Regions from separate parts of the Homo sapiens genome. Here region 2 is linked to region 1. A link is a contact called in ENCODE Hi-C or POLR2A ChIA-PET data. All regions are on one chromosome and are shown on one strand. The core of a region is the stretch at or near the end of the contact, and the rest is flanking DNA. Distances in the headings are between cores, read along the strand shown. Region 1 overlaps DENND5B (DENN domain containing 5B). Region 2 overlaps LOC124902913 (a long non-coding RNA gene).

What was found. Hi-C counts contacts between places; a loop is a spot of excess contacts on that map. ChIA-PET counts read pairs that join two places held with the same protein, here RNA polymerase II (POLR2A). Pooled maps may share reads with other maps.
Region 2: a loop to region 1 is called in a map of endothelial cell of umbilical vein, with 5 times the contacts of the local background. The contact joins two enhancer-like sites. A Hi-C loop is called at or near these places in 4 of 168 maps with a recorded cell type or tissue (B cell, Calu3, K562 and 1 more), 4 of 37 single-sample maps with no recorded cell type and 10 of 50 pooled maps. POLR2A ChIA-PET finds 5 or more read pairs at or near these places in 4 of 52 experiments (IMR-90, OCI-LY7, Panc1 and 1 more).

Annotation. Positions count from the first base shown.
Region 1 is chr12:31,486,282-31,494,035 of GRCh38, forward strand. All of the region lies in intron 2 of DENND5B (DENN domain containing 5B), which reads right to left. Among named protein-coding and RNA genes, the nearest start is that of DENND5B-AS1, 100 kb to the right of the region's middle. Within about 2 kb of position 5,655, at least 5 of the 41 ENCODE cell types and tissues checked have a DNase peak (open chromatin) inside an H3K27ac peak, as active enhancers do.
Region 2 is chr12:31,634,071-31,641,536 of GRCh38, forward strand. The region is part of intron 1 of LOC124902913 (a long non-coding RNA gene); the gene reads right to left. Among named protein-coding and RNA genes, the nearest start is that of ETFBKMT, 22 kb to the right of the region's middle. Within about 2 kb of position 2,426, at least 4 of the 41 ENCODE cell types and tissues checked have a DNase peak (open chromatin) inside an H3K27ac peak, as active enhancers do.

The sequences.
Region 1 (7,754 bases), core at 4,405-6,904:
CTCTGGAGTACACAATAACAAAGTACCATCTTAGAAGCAGAGACTAGGCCATCATTAGACCCTAAACCTACAGACACCTTGATCTTGTACTTTCAACCTCTAGAACTGTGAGAAATAAATTCTTATTCCTTGTAAGTTACTCAGTCTGAAGTATTTTATTTTAGCAGGAGGAATGGAGTAAGAAAAACCCTTAGGTCAAATACAATCTGCCACCTGATCTGTAAATAGTTTCACTGGGATTCAGTCACAACCATCCACTTATGCACTGTCTATGGATGCCTTCACACTACAACAGCAGAGCTGGGTGACTGTGGCAGAAACTGTATGCCCACAATACCTCAACTACTTATTATTTGGTTCTTCATGAAAAAAATTGCCAAGCCCTATTTTAAGCCATTAACTGGTAGGCGGATGGATTGTCATGCAGCGATAGATAATCAAAATACTTCCTTACTTCCCTTAAGTCTCTACATAAATACTACCTTAGAGAGGTCTTCCTTTACCTTTCCATAAAAAATAGTGTTCTCTTCATCTTTTGCATGCCATAAAATGTTACTCCTCTAAAAAGTATTTATTGTGGAGAAGCAATTAAAGTCTTGCACCACTGTAAACATATGTACATTATATAAACATACACATTACTAGTATTGTATAATTCTGTTTGATCTCTACATTGCCAGCTACTCAAGGGCTAGTACTTCATTTCAATAACTTTAAACATTCAAGGGAACTGCAATGGAATAATATACCATTTGGGGCCATAACAGGTGGTGACTGATAACATGGGTAAAAAGAAAAAACTGTGAAGCTCAGCATTAGTGCACCAGTGAAAATGTCTTCATATTTCATATCATTGAATATGAGATGTGGAAAGGACTAAGGCAGATTTACTCAATTCTTTTACATATTAAATTACTATGTATATTTGGATAGAATGAGATATAGACTTAGGTAAAACCTATGAATACCTGGATTTGGTAGGGGGTAAAAGCCACTTATTCCTAGTCTTAGGAATAACTGTATAAGGAAAGGCTATGGCAGAATCTTTTAATAATTCTACGTTCACATTAAGGCTGATTTCATCATAACAAGTTAATGAGTTGCTCTGCTGATAGCATGAATAAAAACTCATTTGGCTGGGTGTAGTGGCTCACACCCATAATCCCAGTACTTCGGGAGGCTGAGACGGGTGGATTGCCTGAGCTCAGGAGTTCAAGACCACCAGCCTGGGCAACATGACGAAACCCTGCCTCTACTAAAAATACAAAAAATTAGCCGGGCGTGGTGGGACACACCTGTAGCCCCAGCTACCTGGAAGGCTGAGGCACGAGAATCGCATGAATCCGGGAGGCAGAGGTTGCAGTGAGCCAAGACTGCACCACTGCACTCCAGCCTAGAAGACAGAGTGAGACTGTCTCAAAAAAACAAACAAACAAAAACAACAAAAAACCCTAAAAACCCAAAAACTTCATTTGACACATTTATTGTAGTCAATAAAGATTGTAGAAGGGATAATTTGAATTATTCTTGCTCCAGGCTAAACTCAAACTTGTTTAGCACAGTGCATGGCATATAACAATTGGTTGAATGAATAAATGAATGAACAAGAAAACAAACAAAAACAGCTGGGGGTAAAGCACCAGGCTTAGTTCACCTCTTGATCTGGTCTGTAATTCTTTTTTTGTCTTTTTGGAGACGGAATCTCACTCTGTCGCCCAGTCTGGTATGCAGTGGTGTGATGTCAGCTTACTGCAACCTCCACCTCCTGAGTTCAAGCAATTCTCCTGCCTCAGCCTCCCAAGTAGCTGGGATTACAAGTGTGTGCGATTATAGGCGTGCATACCCGGCTATTTTTTTTTTTTTTTTGTACTTTTAGTAGAGACGAGGTTTCACCATGTTGGCCAGGCTGGTCTTGAACTTCTGGTCTCAAGTGATCCACTCGCCTCAGCTTCCCAAAGTGCTGGGATTACAGTGTGAGCCACAGTGCCTGGACTTCAGCTTGTAATTCTTTTTCCATCAAGTAGGCAATACAGAAACATAGTGACCACCAAAGTCAACATAAAGATTTAATTTAATTGATAGGCGTTCCTGTCATCCTAAATCACAAAATCATAGCTCAACTGCTGTTGAACAGCTGCCAAATATTCCCTTAAGGGTTTGTAGCTTTCTTGAGCGCACATTCAAACATTTACAGAAAAAGCTTGCCAAAAGTTGTACTCAAAGTGAAGAATGGCTTTCTATGCTACAGACAACAGATGTAAGAATTTTTCCTAAATGCTCTTCCAACAAATCAAAAAAAGTAAGAACTATATATCTAATCGGGAAACATGAACTGCAAAATGCTATTATTTTTCCATTTTTAAAAGATATACAGTACTGTTTTATATCAGGAACTACAAGATACTTTCTCAGAAAACCTGAGTTTCATCAGAATTGTTAAACTGTCAGGAACTACAAGAAATCTCAGAAAACCTGAAATATAAATCAAGATTTGTTTATCACGGTATTAAACATTTCTAATTAACCCTTAACTTTGCTATCTACTAACAATACCCCCTCACCATCCCACAATAAAACAACTAAAAATTAGAGGTGTCACTGATGATCAGACTACTACTAGTAACCAGATTACTTTAGCCAAAGCAGGCTTATAATGACAAGTGTGTAACTTTCCCAGTTTGAGTCAGCAAATGTTCTTATATTTCTCTAGACCGTTTCAGGCAGTTTGGCTAGAATTTTAAAATTCCTTTTTCCACATCTTGTAGTTCTATGACTTCCATGGCCTCTCCCTCATTATGCAAATACAATCATATACTGTATAACCACACTCTGGTCAACAATGGACTGCCTATAGGACAACGGCTGGAGCAATACGTTATACCATATAACTTAGAAGTATAGTAGGCTATATCACCTAGGTCTGTGTATGTGTATATACACTCTATGATGTTTGCACAATAAAATCACCTAACAACACATTTCTCAGAATGTCTCCCTCCCTCCCTCCCCTCTTCTCTCCCTCCTTCCATAAACACTTATTTTGTCCCATGTTTTGCATTAGATCTTGGTAACTCAAAAGACAAAGATAAAAATAATCCTTTCCTTTAGGGAGTTCACAGTCTAGTAGGAAAGACAGACACAGAAACCAGCAGTTACCAAAAAAATGTGATCAGTGTTGCTACGGACTCTGTTCGAGATATCATAAGAAAAGACAGAGTAACTACTCCTGCTTAAGAGATGGTTTTGCAGTGGAGGTCACACCTAGTCAAGGACAGGGAAGAGAAGTATTGTAAGCAAGTATCACTTCATTTATTCAACAATTTGAACATCTACTATGCGCAAAGCTAGGGATATAACAATGAATAAGAGACACTGCTCCTGTTCTCATGGTGCTTACATTAAGCACGAGATACACAGTTGACTACTAGCTAAGTAATTGGTTAACTGCAACTGAGATAGGTGCTACAAAAAGGTATACAAGGTACTAAGAGAACCTAAGGTGACCTGAGTGCTGGGAAGACGGTGGAAGGTGATGGTCAGGAGCAGCTTCTCTATATAAATGTTTACAGTGAAGTCTGAAGGAATAGTAAGAATTCACTAGGTGAAGGAGAGGTGGAAGAGCCTTCCAGAGAGAAGGAACAGCAGAAGCAGAAGCTATAGTATGAGGAATGAAATGGACAGGTTACTGCAGGAGTCCAGGTAAGAGATCTTGATGGTTTGGACCAAGGTGAGTATACGGAACAGAGAGAAGTAGACAGATAACTGATTATATATGGGAGAGGGTGAGTAAGTGAGAACTTTCAGGGTGATGTGTACATTGTTGGACTTGGCAAGTAGGTGGATGGTTGTACCATTCACTGACAAAAGACTGGTGGGACGAATAATGAATTCAGTTTTGGATATGTTGCATTTGAGATGCCAGTGAAATATTCTAGCTGCAATGTTAAGGAAACGGGCGAGAGGATGGGGGTGGCGGGGGCAAAAGGGTCTTCCAGCAATGGTCCTCCAGCAATGAAAGCCCCATTCCTATAATTTTACTGTGAGATATGGCTAGGCATCGTGGATCACACCTGTAATCCTAGCACTCTGAGAGGCCGAGGTGGGCAGATTGCTTGAGTCCAGGAGTTCGAGAGTAGCCTAAGCAACATAGCCAAACCCCGTCTCCTCAAAAAGTACAAAAATTAGCCAGGCGTGGTGGTGCACACCTGTAGTCTCAGCTACTTGGGGGGCTGAGGTGGAGGATCGCTAGAGCATGGGAGGTCAAGGCTGCAGTGAGCCAAGATTGCACCAGTGCACTCCAGTCTGGATGACAGAGTCAGAACCTGTCTCAAGAAAAAAAAAAAATTTTATTGTGAGCTTGAACCTAAACTTGGCTCAAAATGAGGGCTTATCTTCATTCTAATGTCAAACCTATGAATGTAATTTGGGATTATCCATTTCAAATTCAAGTAATTGCTAAGTCTACAAAAAGTATATATAGCCCTTTTTCCTTTTACTCTTACAAGATAAGCATCTGAATAGGTTTCTTCAGCCAACCTTTCACCGTTTACTCTTTGCTCTTCATTCCACTATATCCTTCTTTGTAATCAAAGTTAACAGCAAATTATAAAGTAAGAGCTTTATAATAGTTATTACTCTTTTGTTACCTAAAATATATTTATGATGTTTCATTAGGACAGACATAAAAAATAGAATCCTTATATTTTCATACAGTTTGCTTAAAAGTTATTGACCATGTTTTCTTCCTATGAATTCTTAGGTACAACACAGGCTTAAAGATAAGATCTATCAACTAGAATATTACATAGTCATGGATGCCAATAAGCAGATTACCTCAAAGAGATGTGAAAGTGGGGTGGGGGACCTTCAGCTCTGTTTGCAATGCTTTATTTCATTTAAAATGAAATGCAGACCAGGCACAGTGGCTCACAGAGGTCGAGGCGGGCAGATCACTTGAGGCCAGGAGTTTGAGACCAGCCTGGCCAACATAGGGAGACCCCGTCTCTACCATAAATACAAAAATTAGCCAGGCGTGATGGTGCGCGACTATAATCCCAGCTACTCAAGAGGCTGAAGCATGAGAATCACTTGAACACCGGAGGCAGAGGTTGTAAGTAAGCCAAGATTGCACCACTGAACTGCCAGGGTGACAGAGTGAGACTGTCTCAAATAAATTAATTAATTTAATTAAATGTACTGCACTCCAATCTGGGAGACAGAGTGAGACTGTGGAAACAAGGGAAAGAAAGAAAAGAAAGCAAAGAAAGGGAGGAAGGGAAAGGGAAAGGAAAGGAAATGTAGAGCTCTGAAGCAAACATGTCAATGTTGACATATGTTAGTTCTAGGTGATTAATACATACATTGACTGTTTATTGTATTGTTCTTTCTGTTCTGTGATATTTACTTTTTTTCATAAAAATCTCTGATCAGCAACTGAGGAAAAAAAACTAATTCAGGAATTATTTCACCTGTCACTTGTATTTATTTTCTATTTTATTTGCACTGTACTCATACACATTAAACATTTTATTTAACAAAGTTCACTGCTTTGGGTACTTAATTTATGTATGAAATTAATGACCTTTTATTCAAAGCACTACTGTTGTTAGAGGAATGACTAATATTACAGAAGGTGATGACTCACTGCGGTGGAATTTTGCTAAAGGCAAGACAAAGCTTTATATCTTTAGGTGGGAATAAATTACAGCTTCATACAAACGCACTTACTAGTAAATCAAAGAGGAAATTAAAGGCAGTAAATCTGTGACCCGAATGCAAACTACTTTAATGGGATGCTTTTCAGAGATTTTCCAGGAGTACAAGCAAATCCTTTTAGATTTGCAGCAATAAAAAAAATGCTATGTGGTGCTTAACCATCAAAACACAGCCTTTGCGATTATTCTTCAGGGGGAAACTTTTGCTGCTTACATAAAATAACCTCAGGGGCAAGGAGTAAAGAAAATATCAAAGATCAAGGAAGCTGATAATTACTTTAAAGATTAATGTTTTGCAGATAGAGGCAAAAGCTATCATGGATATCTCACTATTAATTCATTCAAATGATTAAAAGAAAGAAAACACATGAAGGGTGGCATTTTGTTCCAAATGACTGTGGATTCATATAGTAAGAACGTACTTGTACCCAGGCCCCAGTGATCCTCCCACCTCAGCCTCCAGAGTAGCTGGGACCACAGGCATGGTGCCACCACACCCAGCTATTTCTTTTTTAATTTGTAGAGACAGGGCCTCCCTATGTTGCTTAGGCTAGAACCTCACTTTGAATACCATTCTGATTTCTCACAGAATAAGTTATATTTTGAAATATCTTACTAATTTAAGAAGATTAAGTATTGTGATCTATTCATATTCTTATCCAGTTTTCCACTGCTTGATTTAAACACTCTTTTCCTAAATGCCTTTCTATTAATTTGCTGCATAAGCAGCTCATAAGTTATTTTTTTGTCACTGCTGTTCAACTATTTTAGTCAGATGCTTGTCTGGACTCTTCCAAGTCTTATAAAGATAACTAACAGTTGTGTTCTACATAATATCTATAGTAGAGTCTTCACCAAAGATGACGCTAGGCATCTACAATATTAACTTCCAGCAAAATGGCATCTCTGATTATTTTAGTATTGTATAACAGTTTAGGAAAATAACCACATTGTACTCTGTAAGGAATCAAAGTCAAAGTGCCAAGTGCTTTAGGCATTTGTCCTTACAAATAGCACCATGCTATCCCCTCCCTAGAGCGAGCCCAGGCTGGAAAGAGTTTACTGTGATACAAAAATATCACAAAGGGTCCAGTGTGACCCATAACATTTCCAGTGTAGATCAAAACTCAGTTACACAGTTTTTCTTTTGGGAAGGCAGCAAGGCAGTTGAGAAAAAAAGTGAGCTAGAGAGTAAAAATGATCTGGATTTAATTTCTGAGTCTTACTGCCTAACTTTGGGCAAATTACTTAACCTTTGAAAATATAAGAATTCTCACTGGGTACATGTAAACATGTATGTGAAAATAACATACATAAAGTACTCTAGCAGGCATCTAGTGAATATTAATTTCCTTCTGTTAGATTATCAGGTTATAATGGAGTCTTTTAACAATATCTTTAAAATACTAAAAAAGAGGCCGGGTGCAGTGGCTAACGCCTGTAATCCCAGCACTTTGGGAGGCTGAGGCGGGTGGATCACTAGAGGTCAGGAGTACAAGACCAGCCTGGCCAACATAGCAAAACCCCATCTCTACTAAAAATGCAAAAATGAGCCAGGTGTGGTGGGATGTGCTCATAATACCAGCATTCTGGGAGGCTGAAGGAGGGCAGATCACTTGAGGTCAGGAGTTCAACACCAGCCTGGCCAATATGGTGAAACCCTGTCTCTACTAAAAATACAAAAGATTAGCTGGGCATAGTGGTGTGCGCCTGTAATCTCAGCTACTCGGGAGGCTGAGGCAGGAGGATTGCCTGAACCCAGGAGGTGGAGGTTGCAGTGAGCCAAGATTGTGCCACTGCACTCCAGCCTGGGTGACAGAGCGAGACTATCTCAAAAACAAAAACAAAAACCAAACAAAACAACTCAAAAATAGCAATGGCTATCACTGTGTCTCAGTTCACCTTTAATCATTTCTGTATCTTTTTTATTTTTTTCCCATTCTTACGTATATACCCAATTCATTTCTATATCTATCATGCCTGCTACCTCCTTACTTTGGGGCCCCCTGAATTATATAATCATAGAGTTTATGAACATCT
Region 2 (7,466 bases), core at 1,176-3,675, 140 kb after region 1:
CGGCAGAGTTTGGCAGTGAGCCGAGATCACGCCACTGCACTGCAGCCTTCACGACAGAGCGAGACTCTGTCTCAATAAAAAGAAAACAAAAAGTTTATTTTTGTTGTAACATTCTTTTATTATTTCTAGAGGCATGTAACAATGTGCTATGTAACAATTCAAGACTGTGGCCCAGATGAAATAATGATAGCAGCACATATCTGGAACTTCTTTGGTCACATGAATGCATAATAAATATATGAAGTGGAAACTCAATTCTACGTAGTATGACTACAGCAGACTAAAGACAATAATCAGGCCGGGTGTGGTGGCTCACACCTGTAATCCCAGCACTTCAGCACTTTAGGAGGCCAAGACCAGCAGATTGCTTGAGCTCAGGAGTTCCAGACCAGCCTGGGCAACATGGCAAAACCCCATCTCTACAAAAAATACAAAAATTAGCTAGGCATGCTGATGTGCGCCTATAATGCCAGTTACTTTGGAGGCTGAAGTGGGAGGGAGGTGGAGACCATAGGGAGCAGAGATCACGCCACTACACTCCAGCTTGGGTGACAGAGTGAGACCATGTCTCAAAAAAAAAAAAAATGCAATGACCACCAAAAACTACTCTCTGCAGTAACATGGCAATGAAAATAGATGCCATTGTTATGTACTTTAACTTCTACTATGATTATTTGACATGAGATTCCTTTCCTTTGCTTTCCTTTTTTTTTCTTTTTCCTTTTCCTTTCCTTTCTTTTCCTTTCTTTTTTTGGAGACAGGGTGGGTCTCACTCTGTTGCCCAGGCTGGAGTGCAATGGTGCAATCTTAGCTCACTGCAACCTCTGCCTTCCTGGCTCAAATGATCCTCTTGTGCCTCCCGAGTAGCTGGGACTACAGGTGCCCACTACCATGTTCAGTGATTTTTTTTTTCCTGCAGTTTTTGTAGACAGGGTTTCATAATGTTCCCCATGCTGGAGATTTCTTTCTTTCTTTTTTTGAAAAACAAAAAACAAAAAAACAAAGTCTTGCTGTCGCCTAGGCTGGAGTGCAACGGCACAATCTTGGCTCACTTCAACCTCTGCCTCCCAGGTTCAAGCGATTCTCCTGCCTCAGCCTCCCGAGTAGCTGGGATTACAGGCTTCGTGCCACCCCGCCTGGCTGATTTTTGTATTTTTAGTAGAGATGGGGCTTCACCATGTTGGCCAGGCTGGTCTCAAACTCCTAACCTCAGGTGATCCACCCACCTCGGCCTCCCAAAGTGCTGGGATTACAGGCATGAGCCACCATGCCCAGCCTTTTAAATTTATTTTAAAAATAAACGTATTTCTTACAGTTCTGGAGGTTTGAAAGTCCACAGCTGTTGGGCTGCATCTGGTGAGGGCCTTCTTACCGCAGCATAACATGACAGAGAGCATGACAGGGCAAGAGGCCATTTTCTTGTCTGAGAGTTTGATTTAGTCTAGAATCTGACCCCATCTTGACATAAACACCACTGGCTCAGATAAATATTAAGTGCAACAGTTTACCTAATTTAGTTATTTATTTGTATTCTTTTATTTTTATTTTATTTATTGAGAGGGGTTTTGTCATGTTGCCCATGCTGGTCTTGAACTCCTGGACTCAAGCGATCCTCTCACTTTGGCCTCCCAAAGTGCTGCGATCATAGGCTTGAACTACCGCGTCCAGCTAGTTTATCTAATTTAAAGACATCAAAATCTAAAGTCAGATTCTTACTTAGATTTGGTGTTTCAGATTTCAAAGAGATGAGATGTCACCAGATAAAAACTACTAGGTGGTAACCAGGCGTGGTGGCTCACGCCGTAATCCCAGCACTTTGGGAGGCTGAGGCGGGCGGATCACGAGGTCAGGAGTTCAAGACCAGCCTGGCCAACATGGTGAAACCCCGTCTGTACTAAAAATACAAAAAAAATAGCTGGGCATGGTGGCAGGCACCTGTAATCCCAGCTACTCGGGAGGCTGAGGCAGGAGAATCATTTGAACCCAGTAGGTAGAGATTGTAGTCAGACGAGATCTCACCATTGCACCCCAGCCTGGGCGACAGGGTGAGACTCTATCTCAAAAAAAAAAAAAACAAAAAACGACCAGGTGGCTCACGCCTGTAATCCCAGCACTTCGAGAGGCCAAGGTGGACCGATTGCTTGAGCTCAGAAGTTCAAGATCAGCCTGGGCTACATAGTGAAACCCTGTCTCTAAAACAAACAAACAAACAAACAAACAAAAAACAAACAAACAAAGCTTAGCTGGGCGTGATGGCGCATGCCTTTAGCCCCAGCTACTCAAGAGGCTGAGGAGGGAGGATCACTTGAGCCTGGGAGGCAGAGGCTGCAGTGAGCTATGATCGTGCCACTGTACCCCAGCCTGGGTGAGAGAGTCCCTATCTCAAAAAAATAAAACCAAAAAACTACTGGGGCCACGTCAGAACTGAAAGAGTTCTGCAGGCCCTTCAGAGAAAGGAGAAGTGAGAGTCAATTAACCTCAAGATTACATTTAAAAGCATTTTCCTCTTTAGTATAGAGGTGTGTTAAAAAAAAAAAAAGCATTTATACGAGGTATGTGAGGTATGTTAGTGAAACAGCAAAAACCTAATTATATCCTAAATAACTGGCACGCTCTAGGTTACAAATAGCAATTTGTAAAAGACCCATTGAATGAACACATTAAACAGCAGGTTGCTTATTCCTTCTCAAACCGCACTAAAAAATTCCTCTCTCGCATGTGTAGGTCCCAGAGCCAGACAGTTATGAGATGATGGTGCCCCCTGGTGGCCAATGTGGGGAGCCACCCGGCCAGGCGTGCTTCCTGGCTTTGTGCCAGCCATGCCTTTATTCTTTGGTTGGTTGGTTGGTTGGTTGGTTAGTTGGTTGGTTGGTTGGCTGGTTGAGACAGAGTCTTGCTCTGTCGCCCAGGCTGGAGTGCAGTGGCGATTTCGGCTCACTGCAACCTCCGTCTCCGAGGTTCAAGCAATTCTCCTGCCTCAGCCTCCGGAGTAGGTAGGACTACAGGCGCCCACCATCAAGCCCGGCTAATTTTTGTATTTTTGGTAGAGACGAGGTTTCACCATATTGGCCAGGCTGGTCTTGAACTCCAGACTTCAAGTGATCCACCCGCCTCTGCCTCCCAAAGTGCTGGGATTACAGGCATGGGCCACCGTGCCCGGCCAGACCATGCCTTTACTTTTGCACATATGCACAGTATTTCTGAAAATCAAGTGAAAAAGTTGGATTTATATACTCTATGTGAGTTTACATGTTATGGGGATTTCCATTTCCAGAGAATTAAAATGGATAATCAAATGTTTAATTTCATTTCACAATTTTCAAATATTTCTTTCCTTCCCTCCCTCCTTCCTCTCTTTCTTTTTTCTTTCTCTTTCTTTCTTTCTTTCTTCTCTTCCTTTTTTTTTTTTCTTAGACAGAGTCTCACTCTGTCGCCCCAGCTGGAGCTCAGTGGTGCAATCTCGGCTCACTGCAACCTCTGCCTCTCAGGTTCAAGTGATTCTCCTGCCTCAGCCTCCTGAATAGCTGGGACTACAGGCCTGTGCCACCATGCCCAGCTAATTTTTGTATTTTTAGTAGAGACAGGGTTTCACTATGTTGGCCAGGCTGGTCTTGAACTTCTGACCTCAGGTGATCCACCCATCTCAGCCTCCCAGAGTGCTAGGATTACAGGCGTGAGCCACTGTGCCGGGGCAGCAGGCCTTTCTTGACTGCAGATTTTCTAATACATGAAAACAGCCACCAATTGCAAAAATATATTAATTTTCGACAGGTACAAAAGGCACTTTGTGAATATCAGTATGCAGTTGGGTACACTTATCCGGAATTAAACCTGTCTCTCCTGGAGCTACATGCCACAGGCATCTCACACAGGGGCCGCTGTTCTGGAACACTCCTGTGAGCCAATAAAGGATCAACAGCTTCTCTTCAGGCCAGGCGCAGTGGCTCACACCTGTAATCCCAGCACTTTGGGAGGCCGAAGGGGGCGGATCACCTGAGGTTAGGAATTAGAGACCAACCTGGCCAACATGGTGAAACCCTGTCTCTACTAAAAATACAAAAATTAGCCAGGTGTGGTGGCGGGCGCCTGTAATCCCAGCTACTCAGGAAGCTGAGGCAGGAGAATCACTTGAACCTGGGAGGCGGAGGTTGCAGTGAGCTGAGATCGCACCACTGCACTCCAGCCTAGGAAACAGGAGTGAGACTCCATCTTAAAAAAAAAAAAAAAAAAAAAAAGCTTCTTTTCAAGAAAAAGCCATCCAGTGAATGGGTACCACTCACAAAATGAAGTTACTGTTTTTTTTTTTGTTTTTCGTTTTTTGAGACGGAGTCTCTCTCTGTCGCCGAGGCTGGAGTGCAGCGGCGCAATCTTAGCTCACTGCAAGCTCCGCCTCCCGGGTTCACGCCATTCTCCTGCCTCAGTCTCCCGAGTAGCTGGGACTACAGGCGCCTGCCACCACACCCGGCTAATTTTTTTTTTTTTTTTTTTTGTATTTTTAGTAGAGACGGGGTTTCACCATGTTAGCCAGGATGGTCTCGATCTGCTGACCTCGTGATCTGCCCGTCTCGGCCTCCCAAAGTGCTGGGATTACAGGCGTGAGCCACCACGCCCGGCCTTAATATTAAGCTTGTTTTGCTATAGAGTTGAAACTAATTTGTTTGCAGATTGGGCACAAACTCTCTCCCCCTGCAAAACCAAATTGTTCGGTAAGCCATGAGTTACCTCTTTCATCGACCTCAGGCTTATTTTGGCATATTCAATAGGCTGATTTAAGCCTTTGGAGCCACTTCTATAAGTAGTCTGTAAGAAATAACACACCTTAGCTGGGCGCGGTGGCTCATGCCTGTAATCCCAGCACTTTGAGAGGCTGAGGCAGGCGGATCATGAGGCCAGGCGTTTGAGACCAGCCTTACCAACATGAGGAAACCCCGTCTCTACTAAAAATACAAAAATTAGCCGGGCGTGATGGCACGTGCCTGTAATCCCAGCTACTCGGAATGCTGAGGCAGGAGAATCCCTTGAACCCGGGAGGTGGAATTTGAAGTGAGCCGAGATTACGCGCCACTGCACCCCAGTCTGGGGGACAGAGACAGACTCCGTCTCCAAAAAAAAAAAACCACACACACAAAAAAGAAATGAGTATCTTCCTTCTCCAATGCACCAAAGGGATACCAGTCACTATTCCTTTTCTTTCTACACTGAAGCTAAGAAATGCCTTTTTCAGTTAATCCACAAACAAATGATTAACATCCCTACTTTTTTTTTTTTTTTGAGATGGAGTTTCGCTCTTGTTGCCCAGGCTGGAGTACAGTGGCGTGATCTCGGCTCACTGCAACCTCTGCCTCCCCGGTTCAAGTGATTCTCCTGCCTCAGCCTCCTGAGTAGCTGGGATTACAGGCATGTGCCACCACGCCTGGGTAATTTTGTATTTTTAGTAGAGACGGGGTTTCTCCATGTTGGTCCGGCTTGTCTCAAACTCCCGACCTCAGGTGATCCACCTGCCTTGGCCTCCCAATAACATCCCTACTTTAGGCTACACCATATATAATGAGTTTAGTTGGTTAATGGCTACCCAAATTCAAGTAGTAAGCAAAGTACCTTTATGCCTTGAGAGGCATGAAAACAGCAGCCTCCAGGCTGAAATATATAACATGGATGGCTGCCACCCAACCAACGCAATCAAACCCTCCCCTTAACTGATCAGATGTGGATAGGACAGCAAAATACATCTCTAAGATTGGGTGCCCATTCCTCTCCTTGGGGATGGTTATGAGCATGTGAGTCTCACAGTTGACCATATCCACCTTACAGTTGGACTGGACAATACACTTGAGACTGTCCTTATCTCCCAGGTGTCCTTACACATCTAGATTCCCTCCCCACCAATTGGGAAACAGTGACAGCCCGTCATAGACAGAAAAAGTGGGCTTCTTGGTGATTTTATTCTATGGCTGTCTTCTCTCCTCAAGCAGTGGCTATAGATGTTGAATTACAAGTAGAAGCCCTGGCAAAACACACAGCTGCAGCTTTTATTTATTTATTTTTGAGAGGGAGTCTCGCTCTGTCACCCAGGTTGAAAAGCAGTGGTGCCATCTCGGCTCACTGCAAACTCCACCTCCCAGGTTAGCCTTAGCCTCCTGAGTCGCTGGAACAACAAGCGTGCGCCACCACACCTAGCCAATTTTTGTTTTTTTAGTAGAGACAGGTTTTCACCACGTTGGCCAGGCTGGTCTCTAACTCCTGAACTCAAGTGATCCACCTGCCTCAACCTCCCAAAGTGCTGGGATTATAGGTGTGAGCCACCAGGCTCAGCCCACTGTAGCTTTCAATAATACTCATCAGGGCCAGCAGCGGTGGCTCACGCCTGTAATCCCAGCACTTTGGGAGGCCGAGGTGGGCGGATCACGAGGTCAGGAGATCAAGACCATCCTGGCTAACATGGTGAAACCCCGTCTCTACTAAAAATACAAAAAATTAGCCAGGCATGGTGGCGGGCGCCTGTAGTCCCAGCTACTCGGGAGGCTGAGGCAGGAGAATGGTGTGAACCTGGGAGGCAGAGCTTGCAGTGGGCTGAGACCACACCACTGCACTCCAGCCTGGGGAACAGAGCGAGACTCCGTCTCAAAAAAAAAAAAATACTTACCAGGCTATCACCCTTCTGACAGAAGAGACTTACCAAATAAGACAAATGGCTCTACAAAACTGTATGGCTTTAGACATTTTAACTGCAGCCCAAGGGGGAATTTTTGCCCTGATCAAAACTGAATGTTGTATTTATATTCCTGAGTATTCCCATAATGTATCCCAGGCTATGAGTTCCTTGGAAACTCACATTACAGCATTAATTCTCTGTCTCAAGGCCCCATAATGGCCTGGTTTGTTAGCTATCCAGTACTTGGAAAGCATTTCTTTTCAGCATGCTTGGTATTGTAATACTCGTTATTATAAATTGCTGTGCTTTTTACTTCTGTTGCACTTGTGTAGGTTTGCAAGATAAAATAGCTCAGCAACTTCTTTGCCCATCTATTTACTCATTTCATATTTTACCTTTATAGGAACTATTGGGACATTGCTCAAGCAAGGAACCACCTGGCTCCCTGAGGAGGCTCACTGCATGCTTTCGTGAAAGGACCCTGTCCCAGCAATCGATGTCCACTATCAGCAGGAAGAAGTTACAGAAGAATGACCTTCACCCTCCTCTCCTCTTAAAATTAAGGGCTCTCTTAGCTGGGCATAGTGGCGCATGCTTGTAATCCCAGATACTTGGGAGGATGAGGCACGAGAATCACTTGAGCCCGGGAAGCAGAGGCTGCAGTGAGCCAAGATCGCACCACCACACTCTAGCCTGGGTGGCAGAGCGAGACCCTGTCTCAAAAAAACAAAACAAAACAAAAAGATTAAGGGTTCCCTCAAAATTAGTGGGGGTAATGTTAGGGAACCAGGAGCCTAGGAGGGCCAGAGTAGCA